Regions from separate parts of the Homo sapiens genome. Here all the other regions are linked to region 1. Evidence: chromatin contacts called from ENCODE Hi-C or POLR2A ChIA-PET data. All regions are on one chromosome and are shown on one strand. The core of a region is the stretch at or near the end of the contact, and the rest is flanking DNA. Distances in the headings are between cores, read along the strand shown. Region 1 holds the start of ANTXR2 (ANTXR cell adhesion molecule 2). Region 2 overlaps CFAP299 (cilia and flagella associated protein 299). Region 3 overlaps BMP3 (bone morphogenetic protein 3).

Evidence for each region. Hi-C counts contacts between places; a loop is a spot of excess contacts on that map. ChIA-PET counts read pairs that join two places held with the same protein, here RNA polymerase II (POLR2A). Pooled maps may share reads with other maps.
Region 2: a map with no recorded cell type shows a loop between it and region 1 (20-fold over the local background). The contact joins the enhancer-like site here to the promoter of ANTXR2 in region 1. A Hi-C loop is called at or near these places in 12 of 37 single-sample maps with no recorded cell type and 5 of 50 pooled maps.
Region 3: a loop to region 1 is called in a map with no recorded cell type, with 6 times the contacts of the local background. The contact joins the enhancer-like site here to the promoter of ANTXR2 in region 1. A Hi-C loop is called at or near these places in 9 of 37 single-sample maps with no recorded cell type and 5 of 50 pooled maps. POLR2A ChIA-PET finds 5 or more read pairs at or near these places in 1 of 52 experiments (T-cell).

What each region holds. Positions count from the first base shown.
Region 1 is chr4:80,071,517-80,074,619 of GRCh38, forward strand. ANTXR2 (ANTXR cell adhesion molecule 2) reads right to left here and starts at 1,713. Exons shown (of 17, transcript NM_058172.6): 1 at 893-1,713; 2 at 67-138. The coding sequence starts at 1,044. RefSeq lists a silencer at 1,003-1,162 and enhancers at 1,343-1,452, 1,783-2,062.
Region 2 is chr4:80,875,269-80,878,369 of GRCh38, forward strand. The region is part of intron 4 of CFAP299 (cilia and flagella associated protein 299); the gene reads left to right. Among named protein-coding and RNA genes, the nearest start is that of BMP3, 150 kb to the right of the region's middle. Within about 2 kb of position 1,488, at least 3 of the 41 ENCODE cell types and tissues checked have a DNase peak (open chromatin) inside an H3K27ac peak, as active enhancers do.
Region 3 is chr4:81,051,002-81,054,226 of GRCh38, forward strand. BMP3 (bone morphogenetic protein 3) reads left to right here. Exons shown (of 3, transcript NM_001201.5): 3 at 2,344-3,225. The coding sequence ends at 2,535. Among named protein-coding and RNA genes, the nearest start is that of BMP3, 22 kb to the left of the region's middle. RefSeq lists a silencer at 1,277-1,326. Within about 2 kb of position 1,330, at least 2 of the 41 ENCODE cell types and tissues checked have a DNase peak (open chromatin) inside an H3K27ac peak, as active enhancers do.

The sequences.
Region 1 (3,103 bases), core at 463-2,962:
GAAAAGGGAAATTCTACACTTTGCTCTACTTCTCCACTGCCTAGAAAAGTAAAGTAAGAAAGATACCTCACAAATCTCTCCGCAAGTTGCTGTACGAAATTATAAATTTCAATCCAGTTATTTGCCACACTCCCAGACCTGAAAGATGAAATTGAACTGATCAGAGAAACAAAACACGGAACTGAAAAGTAAACATTTTGAAATGGTTCCTTCTTCAATGCCACGAACATAGGGGCACCTGGCCTCTTTTTCAAGCTAAGTAAGGGTATCTGTAGCTGAAACTTTGGTGGTACCCAGAGTTAAAGAAGTCAGTCCCAGAGCAAGACTCCGTCAAAAAAAAAAAGAAGAAGAAGAAGTCAGCCCGTTTTCTGGGGTGGGTAAATACCTGCCTAATTGTTTAGAGTGGAACCCAGCTCTTCAGAGTAAACACAAAAGCCTTTCTTCGCAGGAAATGCAAACCACATTGGGCATGTTAACCCTAGGCTTTTCCTGGCTCCAATGAAAGCGCTATGATTAGGATAAAACCAGGCAAACTTTAGCCTGCGTACGAGCAGGGTCGAGGAGGTGGGTAAGGACTCTGTGGCCGATGGAGCGTGGCCCGCAAGAGGCCACACTCCCATTTCCCAAGAGGCCAAAAGACTGGCAAACAGTGAATACCCCAACTCCCCAAAGAGCCAAGTAGCCCGGGGCTCCAATCACTACCCCCGACCCGGCTGATCTCCGCCCACACAGATCCGAACGCGCTTGCCCTTTGAAAGAAGACAGCAACAGGGCACCCCTCCGCGGGTTTCCAACACCACTCCCCGGGGTGCGCACACGCATCTCAGCCTCAGCCCCAGCTGATCCAGTGCCGCCCTCACCAGGAGACCCTGGACCTCCCTCGCACACTCACTTGTCCAGGACGAAGTAGAGATCAAAGGCTCTTCTGCAGGAGGGCTGCTCCTGGGCGCGCAGCAGCCCCCCGGGACCGCTGAGCACCAACAGCCACAGCCCGGGGAACAGCCAGCTCCCGGGGCTGCGGGCCGGGGACCGCTCCGCCACCATCCTGCGGCCGGGGGCCTGAGACTCCCTCCCGCTCGCAGTCCCCTAAGCTCAGGAGGGTCGCAAAGGTGGCGGGAGTCACCCGGCACGCACTCTGGGGTGGGGGGCGGCGAGCAGCTGAGACGCCGGCGCCTGCGGCAGCGGGACCCACCAGCTGACAGGGAGGGAGAGAGGGAGGTCCTGAGAGGACAAAGGGAGTCTCCGCCACCGCCGCAGCTGCCGCCGGAACTCTTGACGAATCCCAGTGGAAGCGCGATCCAGTCCTCCCCCTCCCGATTCCGGAGAGTTCCTGCAGACAATGCGGGCCCACGGCGACAGCTCGCGAAAGGAGTTCCTCTCCGGCCTGGGGCCGAGCCTCCAGCGCCCGCCTCGGACCCGGACCTGGAACCCACCCCGCCTGGAGGGCTGAAGTCCCCCCCGCTGCCGTGCGCTTCGGGACAAGGGGTCCCTGGGACGCGGCGACGGCAGAACAAACTAGGAGTGGAGACTCTTCTCCTCCGGCGGCCCCAACTCCCTCCGCACTCCGAAACTTTCCTCCCGGTGCTGGACTCTGGCACTGCGCTGACAGGCCGTCCCCTTTAGGGGAGGAGGCTAGCTGGCCCTGGGACTCCCGGCTGGAGAGAAGCCACGCCGAGGGCAGGAGCCCGCTCGGGCCGGGTCTGGGCTGCGTGTGTCAGTGTGCGCCTGGGGACGAGGGCGGGGCCCCAGCTGAAGCCTCCGAGCCACACATGCACACTTGTGGGTTCCTGCCGAGTTGAAGATGACTAACGCTTGCCAGATTTGGGAAAGGGAAGAAGGAGTTTAGAAAAACAAAAGTTATCTAGAAACTAAACATACCCGTATGTCCTGCAGGCCTGGCCTATTTTAGCAGCTGTGCTAAAACAGCCCCCATGCGTGGTTCACAAACCCAAGACTAAGGATTCCATGGGAGGTGACGGCCTCCTCACTCCTCACTCCACCCCACCCCTACTACCACAAACACTCTTTATGAACTTCCTCTTTTTCTTCTAAAGAAACCTGCTTAGTTTTTTTTTTTTTTTTCTTTAAAAAAAGCCAAGCCAAGGAAAGGCCGGAGTGGGGAGTGGGAGGGGATAGCAGGCCTCTTTGGGAGTGGAAAGTTGTACCTCAAAATATTTCAGCCCACTGTCATTTCCCTGCAAGCTCCAGTTTTGGAGAATTTCAGCTTTGGGCAAGCTAGGTCTCCTTTGCAAAACTTGTGCAAGCACTCAAGTTTGTGCACAAATCCTCTGTCTACTAGTTCTGCTCTCCCTCCTCTCTCTTCCCCCCACCTCCGTGACTTCCGCCCTCCCTTAGTCAAAACTGGCTTTTAGAACCTAAATACCTTTTCATTTTTAACAAAATCAATGCTTTATGTAGTACTTACATATACATCTCTTCTGTTTGTTGCCATATGTATTTAACTTTTCATTTATTATATTTGATATACAACCAGATATGTCAGCTCTTTGAAGATAAAAATTAGTTACTTTAACAAAGATTCATTGAGTGCCTATTATTTGCTAGGCACTGTTCCAGAAGTGGAGGTTAGTGCACAGAACAAGATAACAAGCCCTTGCTTTCATGAAGCTGACAGTCTGGCTGAAGAGTGAAAACAGACAATAAGAAATAAATACATAAGCAAGGAAAAAAAATGTCCATATTGGAAAGGTGGCCTGTAGAAATTTAAAATATTGTGATGATAAAGAATGACAGACTCAGTGACTAACAAAAAAGACCCAGTCATTCCAAGAGCTCTAAGGGGAAACATTTGGAGTTACTGCAAAGGTCCATAGACATTAGCTTAGCATATTCAAAAAAGAAAAAAAAAAAACTGTGTAGCTGGAGCTTTGCAGGTAAGATGATGTAAGACAAATAGGCAAGGGCCAGATTATGTGATGCTTTGTTTACTGAGATAAGGAATTCAGATATTTAATATTGAGTGTGACAGGAGGTTATTAGAGGGGTTTAAGCCCAGGAGTGGAGTGGCAGATGAATTGATATGATCTGTGTTTTTCAAAGATCATTCTGGCTGCAATGAGACAATGAATTTGGAGTTAGCAAC
Region 2 (3,101 bases), core at 238-2,737, 800 kb after region 1:
TTTGGCCTGCACAATTGTATGTAAAATTGTGTCAATGTTTCAGAAACAAAAAATTTCCCACAAAATATCTTGGACTTGAAATTTTCTTTAAACTTATAAGATCTCTCATCTTGCCGGGCGCGGTGGCTCACGCCTGTAATCCCAGCACTTTGGGAGGCCGAGGCGGGTGGATCACAAGGTCAAGAGTTCGAGACCACCCTGGCCAACATGGTGAAACCCCGTCTCTACTAAAAATACAAAAAAAAATTAGCTGGCCATGGTGGCAGGTGCCTGTAATCCCAGCTACTTGGGAGGCTGAGGCAGGAGAATCGCTTGAACCTGGGAGGCGGAGGTTGCGGTGAGCCAAGATCGCGCCATTGCACTCCAGCCTGGGCAAAAAGAGTGAAACTCTGTCTCAAAAAAAAAAAAAAAAAAGATCTCTCATCTCAACTGTCATCCAGAATTAAACTGCAGCTGCTTCCTCAGATGGGGCATATTTTTACTAGATTAACACAGACTTCACTAACCACATATAGTGATACCACCATCACCCTTGAGTTACTCATGCATAGTACCTGCTAGCTTCTTTTAGGCATTTGAGTTTGTGACTTCTGGTTTAAACTGCTATCTTAGATTCTAGAGGTCATATTTTCTGTTAGCCTAGTCATGATATTCTTTGCTCACCCACTACGTGTGAGTTTATTTCAGCCCTTGGTCTCCCTCAGGTTGTTCCATACCGTGGTTACAAGGTTGAACTGCGTCAGTCTGAGATGATTATGATGATGATTTAAAAACAATGATGATGTTAACTGAGCACTTACTGTGCATAGTACTAATTAATAACTAAAGCACTGTACTAAATAATTTATATATTACATATTATATATAAATATTATATATTACATTTATAAATATTATATTATATATAATATTTCATTTTCTCTTTACAACAACCTTATAGGTTAGGGACCTGATATGGTTTGGCTGTGTCACCACCCAAATCTCATCTTGAATTGTAATCCATATAATCCTCACATGTCACGGGAGGGACCTGATGGAAGGTAATTGAATCATGGGGGCAGTTTTCTCCATACTGTTCTCAGGATAGTGAGTGAGTTCTCACAAGATCTGATGGTTTTATAAGCAACTGGCATTTCCCCTGCTGGCACTCATTCTCTCTCCTGCTTTCCTGGGAAGAGGTGCCTTCTGCCATGATTGTAAGTTTCCTGAGGCCTCCCCAGCCATGTGGAACTGTAAGTTAATTAGACCTCTTTTCTTTATAAACTTCCCAGTCTTGGGTGTTTCCTTATAGCAATATAATAATGGACTAATACAAGACCTTTTTCACATTTTAACACTTAAAAAACCTGTATCATTAAAGTGTTAGCTGGCTTAACCAAAGTTATATACAGACACATACATATGTACAACCAGAAATCCAGGACCAAACAGAGATCACTGCCATTATTTTTTTTAATTCAGTACATTATTCCATTTAAGACTTTGACATGTAAAGATGTCACTTTTGACCTCAAATCCATATCCCAATCCTTCCCAGGTCATATTTTTTTTTGTCAGAAGTGTGTCTCCTGTGACAAGACCTAATTTAGGAATATTTTTCAGAACTTTAAGCAATCCTGCTGTCCACAGTTAAGACTAGGAAATTTTGGCCATCCTGTACCCACCCTTGCCACTTCCTTCTTTCATTGAGCTTGGCAGAAAACACCCCTTTGTACTTAACCAGGCTTTCATTTTCAGTCACTGTGAGTAAGAATTATAGTGTCCCCACAGCTTTGTGTGTGGAAGAGCTCTGAACAGAATTAAAAGTGACCTGTAATTGTGGTTTCAGCCTAAAAGTCTTTAGGGAAACATTGGCCCTGACTTGTTGAACCTCAGTTATGTCCCAGGATACTTTTAGAATCTACTCATATCCTCTGAACTGTGGTTCAAAAAAATTTTGTAATATCTACTTGGAATTCTTTTACAGATAAATTTAATTTTCCAATACTTAACTCATTTTAGCTTCTCTTTATTCCAAGCTAAATATTAAGTACTGTCTCTCATGGAAAATTCAGAAATAGAGCAGAGATCCCAAAAGCCATATACTGTGCATATAACCCATAAACTAGGACTAACAATTCCTACTGAATCCTTACTAGAGTATCTGTCTGTGTCATCTAATGACAGAAATTATTCATGCACAGTTTGGTCCATTGCTTTAAAAGAAAAAGTCAGAATCCCAGAGCAATCACTTGGTAGTTTCTTTAGTTGTCTAGAATGTGTTTCCTTGAAGATTGTGTCTCTGGATAAACCTTAAGTGAATAATTAGAGATCTCACAAAACCTCTAGTTTATTGACACTGACTGTGGTTAAGACAGGATTACTCTACATAAGATTTTTTCCAACTTTTTAAAATTTTTGGTCAAAAATACACAACATAAAATTTCAGTTTAACCGTTTAAAGTGTACAGTTGAGTGACATTAAATACATTCAAATTTTTGTGCAACTTTTTCAACTTTTTATTATTAATTTTTTTTAAGTTTTGGAAAAGTTCAAAGAATAGTACAATGAAGGCTAATATACTCACAACCTAGACAAAACAATTGTTAACATTTTTCCAAACTTGCTTCAATTCTCTTTTGGTATTTTGGTGTGTGTTTATTTGTGTCTATGTTTGTACTATTTGAAAGTAGCTTACAGATTTCACCTTAAAATATTTCATCTTGCGTCTCATGAGTATAAGGACATCCTCCTACATAACATCACCATTATTTTAGATAAAAATTCATAATTATTTTCTACTGTCATCTAATGTTTAGCTCATATTTAAATTTTCTTAAGTATGTCCAAAATGTATTATAGCTACTTGTGTGAATCATCATTCAATGTATAAAAATTACATTGCTTGTGTCTCTTTACTGTCCTTTTCTTTAAAAGAGCACCTCTCTCCATACTTCCCAGCCAAATATTCTTTTCTTTGTGATGACATTGACGTTTTAAAAACACAGGACCCTTGTCTTTTAGATTGTTCCACATTCTGAACTTGTCTGATTGTTTCCTTGTGGTAATATCTGACTCATTTCTCTTATCTGTGTATTTTCTTTATACTGGGAGATAACTC
Region 3 (3,225 bases), core at 80-2,579, 980 kb after region 1:
GAGGATTTCATAGTGAGAAAAAAAAAAGCAGGGGAAACTTCCTAGTAATCTGAGAGGTTCCTGATAAGATACACCAATGCAGAATCAGGGGCTTCTGTCCAAATTCCAGTGAGCCCACTAGAGACTACTCATATACTCATAGTTTCTGAATCTATCATTTGTTACTTGAAGCTGTAAAAAAAAGGACAGGAATTTTCCTAGGAAACACCCATGAATATTATCCATATCTACACCAGGTCATTTGCACAGAAACTTGTATTTGTGTTGATAGGAACTATTTCCACAGAAATGGATAAAAATGGAGGGTATGTTGTTTCTTTTAAGTATTTCATCCATTTAACAAGCATTTGTTCCATGCCTAGATTATACTAGGTGCTCAGGAACAGCAATGCACAGGAGAATTTAGCACCCAAGGTCTCATCTAATTAAGTTGATCCACTTTGTATAAAATTCAAATATTATAGGAGTCATTAAACATTAAAATAACAGAATAATTTTGGAAAATCTAGTTTAAAAGTTTTCGCTTTATGACAAGCTATTTAGATTATTGAGTCATAAAAATAACTTTAAATCAGTAGAGAAAAGTGGATGGCTGCAAAAGCTTTCTTTAGAAATTACCAATAGCAATAACAAGCAATGGCTACTGACATTTGTTGTACAATACTGATTGTAGTTTGTGTAAGTTACACAGATATTATTGGTGATGCAGGGCATACAATGTGCAAAATAAAACAGCATGGACTTCCTCTCCTCAAGGGAGGAATAACTTGCTTTGTAATGAATTAAAGCTAATTAATTCAAAGTTAACCAGTCTTTTTAACATATACTGAAAATCTCTAGGAAAAAAAAGTAAGAACAGTTGCCCATCATTAAGTCTAATTATTTAGTTACTTATGCCTAATCACAATAAAGTTGAAGTCTGATGTATGGATTTTATTTCATTGATATTAAAAGATGGGATGAGATTTAACCTTTCTCTGCCAAAAATAATCCTTTTTTTCTTTTTTTTTTTAAGAGTATGCCTGCTTTCTATATTATTGTCTTCTCCCTTGGTTTGTATATACCCTTAAAGTTTTAACTTGTTCCAGTTTCCCATGCTGGGAGCTTTAGGAGTTTGAAATTAAAATACCAATCCACTGGGGCGGGGTTCCTCTGAGCCATGAGAAACATGGCTCAAAGTTCTGAAATTAAAAAGCGAAAGTTTTGGTCAAAGTCCTACTCCTGAATTGGTCTCTGGCAAGTTACCAAACTTCTGTTTCTCAATGTGTTTAAAACAAAACTACTTTCACCTGCCTAAAAGAGGAATCGAGAAACACAGGTGTTGCACAGTGGGGCATCTCTTAGGAAGTTCTTACCACTCTGGCAATACCTAACATTCTGGACTTGCAAAAATGACTGTTCCTTTAGTACTTTTAGCTAGAGCAGAGCTGTATGGGGTTCTCTAAATAAAACCACATGCTTCACATGAATGTTAGTGGTCCCATTTGGCATTTTCTCAGGGAAAAGATTCTTACTCAGGCTTCTTTGGTGAAAGTTCTGGTATCCATAGGATAACTTTAGGCCCTCATAATTCCCAGAGGGAATTCCCAGAGGACGTGGCCCACTCTTAGAACACAACTCCATGCCTAATTCTAAACCAGTGGAGCAACAGTGACCCCCAGTGGCCAATGGTGTGGTCTTCTTACCCCCCAGTTTGTACTTCTAAGGAGAGTTGAATAATTACATAGTGGAATAGTAACCATCCAATCCATCTTGGCAACTATTAAATTAAATAAATCAATACCCCTCTGACCTGCTTGGTTTTATTTTAACAACAATGCCTAAATATCAATATAGCAGTGGCAATAATGTATCTCTGTTAAATAGAGTGCTTGTTAGGATTTTGATTAATGTAGGGTCAATAACGAATCATTTTTTGTTTCAATCCTGTTATTGAAAACACCGTAGAGTGTATTAATTCCATGTTTGGGGGCTAAGTTGTTTGTAATTAAATGATTCTTGCTGAGATAACTTGGTTTAAATCCTCTACCATTTACAAGCTATTTGAACTTAGATAAGTCGTTTAAGCTTTTTGAGCCTTTGTAAAATGTAAGAAATGTTAGCTTTGTTGTGAGAATTAGAGATACTACATATAATATGCCTGGAATGCAGCAGGCACTTAATAAATAATAACCATTTTGGTAGTGGTGGGATAGGCGATTGGGCTTAATGTATAATGATGCCAGAGGTTTTATTAAATTGTTGAAACAAATTCATTAGATAAGCATTTTGTGTAATGAGGACTGAGGAGTGGAAACGCAGTTCCACCTAACATATGTGTTCTTCTTTCATTTCTTTCTCTAGTCTTTGAAGCCATCAAATCATGCTACCATCCAGAGTATAGTGAGAGCTGTGGGGGTCGTTCCTGGGATTCCTGAGCCTTGCTGTGTACCAGAAAAGATGTCCTCACTCAGTATTTTATTCTTTGATGAAAATAAGAATGTAGTGCTTAAAGTATACCCTAACATGACAGTAGAGTCTTGCGCTTGCAGATAACCTGGCAAAGAACTCATTTGAATGCTTAATTCAATCATTAGTTTATTTTTATGGACTTCTTCCTGTTTTTTTTTTTTTTTTTTTTGCACTGCCAATGCATTTTGTTTCAAAAGATTATTTCTATAGTCAGAGGGGAATGAGCAAATAGACTGAAGATTGCCACCAAGGAAAAGAACTGTATTTGTTTCTGAATGTAACTTAAAGCAAGATTTTTAGTAAATATGGACATCTATTTCTCTTTTTGTAATCAAACACAACAACTTATCAAACTGTTTTTAGAACTGTTAGAGAACACACTGGTTTATTTTTGTAATGTTCTTTGAAAACAGAATGGAGAAGCAGCAATAGCTTGTCATTTATCTCATTTAATGACTAATGGGAAATAGAGAACAATTTCGCGTTTTGAATTAGGCTTATTGCCTTAGAATCCTGAGAAAGTGCTAAATAATCAACTCTGATGTTTTTCTTAAGTTCTTGAGACTCTTGTTTATCCTTGTTTTTCCTCCACAAGTCATTGTCTAAGTGTAATGGAAAGTTTATGCTGAGCGTTAGTGTGTATGTATGTGCGTACATGCGCCAGGTGCCTGTGCCCTCTGTAGGATGGTTTGCTTAATATGGTTTTATAATTCAGTTTACACAGGATTCTTTATTTTTTTTAATTTTGTATTTTGGCAAACACCATTCAGTTAT